Linked DNA regions of Homo sapiens: region 2 is linked to region 1. A link is a loop called in an ENCODE intact Hi-C map of the cell type or tissue named here. Cell type or tissue: PC-3. All regions are shown on one strand. Region 1 holds the start of DNAH14 (dynein axonemal heavy chain 14). Region 2 overlaps DNAH14 (dynein axonemal heavy chain 14).

Evidence for each region. Hi-C counts contacts between places; a loop is a spot of excess contacts. Peaks named below come from ENCODE experiments on the same cell type or tissue, not always from the same donor. Only the 100,000 strongest peaks of a DNase experiment are listed, where the experiment ranks them.
Region 2: a loop joins it to region 1, with 18 times the contacts of the local background. A loop is called at or near these places in 1 of 110 quality-filtered maps.

What each region holds. Positions count from the first base shown.
Region 1 is chr1:224,928,428-224,930,927 of GRCh38, reverse strand. It overlaps DNAH14 (dynein axonemal heavy chain 14), which reads right to left and starts at 1,253. Exons shown (of 86, transcript NM_001367479.1): 1 at 1,093-1,253. It overlaps LOC105373109 (a long non-coding RNA gene), which reads left to right and starts at 1,357. Exons shown (of 3, transcript XR_949207.2): 1 at 1,357-1,418. RefSeq lists a silencer at 919-1,018. In PC-3, no CTCF peak of the experiment used is centred here; DNase peaks (open chromatin) are centred at 477 and 1,237; H3K4me3 peaks cover 2,060 bases; H3K27ac peaks cover 1,002 bases.
Region 2 is chr1:225,342,604-225,345,103 of GRCh38, reverse strand. All of the region lies in intron 69 of DNAH14 (dynein axonemal heavy chain 14), which reads right to left. Among named protein-coding and RNA genes, the nearest start is that of LBR, 84 kb to the left of the region's middle. In PC-3, a CTCF peak has its summit at 1,296 (motif pointing right); a DNase peak (open chromatin) is centred at 1,283.

The sequences.
Region 1 (2,500 bases):
TAAAATAATCGTTTAAAAGTATGGTATAGAGGCCGGGCGCCGTGGCTCACGCCTGTAATCCCAGCACTTTGGGACTCCGAGGTGGGCAGATCATGAGGTCAGGAAATCGAGATCATCCTGGCTAACACGGTGAAGCCCCGTCTCTACTAAAAATACAAAAAAATTAGCCGGGCATGGTGGAGGACGCCTGTAGTCCCAGCTACTCCGGAGGCTGAGGCAGGAGAATGGCGTGAACCCGGGAGGCGGAGCTTGCAGTGAGCCCAGGTCGCGCCACTGCACTCCAGCCTGGGCGACAGAGCGAGGCTCCGTCTCAAAAAAAAAAGTATGGTATAGTAAATACATAAGCAAGTAACATACTCATCTGTTATTATCAAGTACTATGTACTGTACATAATTGTATGTGCTACTCTTTTATGACTGGCAGCACAGTTTACAATAGCATCACCACAAACACATAATGCCTTGACTATGACATCACTAGGCGACAGGAATTTTTCAGCTCCATTATAATCTTATGGGACTACCGCTGTTATGAGGCACATGACTGTATATGTACATATATTTCCTAGCGTAGTCTATCCCACAAACGCAAGTAAAATATCCATTAGTGTCCCTAATGTAATTCATCAACTTCTTAGAAAAGTTATATCTCTACATACAAAATCACTTATAATAATCCATATATATTTGTGTTGAGAGTGTATATGTATATATTATACAATAAGTGATGGCAAGGTTTTTCAAATAGCTCATTATTCGTTTATAAATGGAAAATTTTAAAAAACTTCAGAAATATAGGACTAGAAGGGAACGCGGCCTGCCTGAGGGAGAGCAACTAAGAAGAACCTCGCGTTGAGAGCTCCTGCGGTCGGGGCTACCGGCGTGGCGGCGCCGGCGCCTGGTGGATGCGCCAGCATCTGCCTGGTGAGGGTTCCGCGCGGGGACTCGGAGGCGCTCCCACAGCAGCTGGGTGGGGAGCGCCCAGGCCCTCCGCGCCCACGCAGCCCTCCCAGTGCGACACCGGCTGCCCCACGCGCCGCCCGCCCGCCGAGGCTCTGCCGACCGCTGACAGGAAGACGCTGACGACCTTACCCGCCGCGCCGTGGTCCGACGGCCGTTGTGGCCCTTCCTGGAAGCGGCGAAGGTCCGGCCCGCCCACGCCGGCGAGCGCCAGACTAGGGTGAATGGGAAGGACCGCGCAGCACAGCCCTACCACGCCAGGCTCCGACGCCTCCTGGCCGTAACCGCCTGACCAAGAGCCACGCCTGCGCCCTGGCGAAGAGGCCACAATGGGGGTGGGGTCCCGAACGCGGCGCAAGGGATCCTGGGTGCCGGGCAGGTGAGGAGGGGCCCTGGCTCTTGCGAGATTCCACCGCGGGTACGCGGCGGCCCCCGATGTGACACCGACGGTGCTGGGGGTAAGGGGGGTGTTGGGGGTGCAGAGTGTGGCCCAAAAGTGTGCCCTAAAGGCAGATCAGATATGGTGCCCAAGTTAAAGACTCTAGTCTGACCTTTCTACCACCTGCATGCCTACCTAGGTATGGCCTAAAGGCGGGAGAAATGTGTGCCTTTGCAGAACAGGTGGCTCTGAGACCTCTGAAAGAGGTGACTTACACTTAAGATTTTCACAACTCGTGGGCGTGAATTTTCATTAAAAAGCCTCACTTACTAGTGAAGGATCGTATATATGTAATAAAACAGGTCTAAGAGGTATACAATTCTAAGGTAAAAATAATTACATATATATTAAAATACCCCATTTCTTTTTAAAGGTCTTATAAAAATTTAGTAAGTTAATGTTCTATATTTCACTCACGCAACAACTACAATATTTATTGAGCACTTACTATGTGCCAGGCACTGAGCTAGGCACAAAAAATACCTGGGTGACTTCATATTTCTTGGTGGGATCCACAGGAAAAAAAAATGTAGAGATTTGTTGGGGCCTATTACATCTAAGGCTGTGTTTAATATTTTAAAAATCAGCTTCCCATTTTTGTTACAATATTTAATAAGTTTAAATATATAACCATTCGGCATATTACAGTAAAATCTATGTATGAATTTGAGTCTTTGAGACGCTGTTTGGTAAGAGGGTTTAGGTATTGGGGGTAAGGAAATATGTCACTTTAAAAAGGAAAAACATTTTGGAAATAATGTTTTTATATGCCAATAATCATTTCCATTTGAATAAAATTGGCCAAAAAGTTGAGAGTCGTAACTTAAAAAAAATCAGTCAATAGACTGTCTAAAACAAAATAAGATCAACAAAAAAGACAGACTATGAAGGGCCGCCTGAGTTCACATCCAGTGTTCCTTATCTCAGTAAATAGCAATTCTATTTGCTTAAACCAAAAATCACTGGCGTTATCCTTGACATTTCCCACTCCCTTACCTTATATAGGCTTATTCTTTTTTGTATAACTTACTATAAAAGTGAATAAAGTATATCTATAGTATTTCATCTTAACTTGATTGGTTTTAGTAATCTATTTTTTTA
Region 2 (2,500 bases), 410 kb before region 1:
CTCACAGTACTCACCCTACCACACCATTTCCCACCGAGTTTGGGCAATCAACCAAAGAGAAAACAAGAGGCAACAAGAATGGCTAGTTTCTGGCCAGGTGTGGTGGCTCACACCTGTAATCTCAGCACTTTGGGAGGCCCAGGCAGGCGGATCATGAGGTCAAGAGATCGAGACCATCCTGGCCAACATGGTGAAAACCCTTCTTTACTAAAAATACAAAAATTAGCTGGGTGTGATGGTGCACACCTGTAGTCCCAGCTACTTGGGAGGCTGAGGCAGGAGAATCACTTGAACCTGGGAGGTGGAGGTTGCAGTGAGCTGAGATTGTGCCACTGCACTCTAGTGTGGCAATGGAGTGAAACACTGTCTCAATAAATAAATAAATAAATAAATAAATAAATAAATAAATAAAAGAATGGCTAGTTTTCACTATTCACAATAGCTAAGGCATGTAATCAACCTAAATGCCCATCAATGATAGACTGGATGAAGAAAATGTGGTACATACACACCATGGAATACGATGCAGTCATAAAAAAGAACAAGATCATGTCCTTTGCAGGGACATGGACTGAGCTGGAGGCCATTATCCTTAGCAAACTAACACAGAAACACAAAACTAAACACTGCATATTTTCATTTATAAGTGGGAACTAAATGATGAGAACACATGGACACATAGAGGGGAACAACAGATACAGGAACCGATTAGAGGGTAGTGAGTAGGAGAAGGGAGAGAATCAGGAAAATAACTAATGGGTACTGGGCTTAATACCTGAGTGATGACATAATCTGTACAACAAACCCCCATGACACAAGTTTACCTATGTAACAAACCTGCACTTGTAGCCTTGAACTTAAAAGTTAAAAAAAAAAAAAAGCCCAGTTTTACCAAATCCTAGAAAGGAGGAGGAAAAATTATGTATATAATCAAGGCATCTCTTAATTTAGTTTTTTTCAAGAACAATTTTTACTAAAACCACTATTACTCAAAGATCACAGTCTTTAAAAAATACCCCAGACTCTACTACAAGGAACAAATGGTAGAGAATAAACAGCAAAGGCACAATAAAAGCATATAGTGCCCTAATGTGTGTTATCTTAAACCCCTTTTCACTTATCTCATCAAATCCATCTTTTGTTCAATTCAGGTGAAGGTTATAGCAAAATATGACTTGTTATAAGAGTGGTTCATAAAATGGGAGTGGCTGTGCTTCTGAATCTTGATTGTCACCTTCTATGTATATTATATAATACTTAGATATTTTGCTCCCTAAGAAGTTACCAGCAGATGGCTCCAGTCTTACAAAAAAAACAGATACAGAAGCCTTGTCCATGTAATTAGCCTTATTACTAGAAACACAATTTATTCATGTGTTATAAAGAAACAGTTTATTAGGTATAATTAACATTGAAAAGGAATAAAGTCAGGTCCTCTAGGCATAAATGTGTATTTAAAATTTCATAATAAAAAATATGCTTCTAAGTGAGGATTTGCCTGTATTTCTAATATAAAATATAATTAAGCTCTTTTTTTTGTAAACATGGTTGCAAAAATTGAGTTACAGACTTTATTTCTCTTAAAAATTCTCCATTTAACACATATCTCTTTTTGGAATTGGGTCAAGACAATGGCACGTTAAGGCAACAACACTCAGGAGGATCCTAGGAGGAAAGGCATGCCCTCCCCACTACTTTCCCTACTTAAGTTTTTGTTTGTTTGAGGCTTTAAACAAAATGTAAAGTCTCGTAAGGTCTTAATCATTTCCCCAAACTAAGGCAGTTGTATGCCATAAAAACGTAAGTTCTTTGTCAAAGGTTAAGAACATGCTGAACAAGTCAGTGTTTTCTGCACATCTTAGCAGACCTTAAAGAGGCAATACTGGAACTCCCCATCACAGTTATTCTTGTTTTGGCCACAGGTCTCAGCAAAGTGCTGTTACTTGCAGCAATTTGTTAGGGAAGAAATATCAACATTAAGGTAAATGTCTAACAGTGGGGACCTACATCCTTCCGGTGGGGAAAAGTTTGTAACTACAATGTGGGAACGGCTTAAATTCATCACTGCACTGATACAAGACATTGCACTGATACAAGACAGGCAGATCTGTCTTGCTTCCGGGAAGTCCAAGGCAGCGTGGTGAATGTGGTTCCAGCTCTGGATGATAAGGAATGGGCTACCACCTAGTAGCACCTGTGAGCGCCGGCCAAGAGGAGGGGCAAGAGGGCAAGTGTGGACCCAGGCTGTGAGGGGTGGGGGTGGGACCCATGGCATCCCCGCCCCAAAAGTTCCAGTGTTAACACATAGGTAACATCATCCAAAGTATCTCTCTCTATACATATGTGCAGATAGAAGGGTAAGTGAATAGATTGATAAATAGAATGTGTGTGTGTGTGTGTGTGTGTGTGTGTGTGTGTGTTTATGAGAAATGGATCTTACTATAAATACTGTGTTTTAAGTGACTAGTAAATTTACCTTTACTGGCATTAAGAAAAAGAA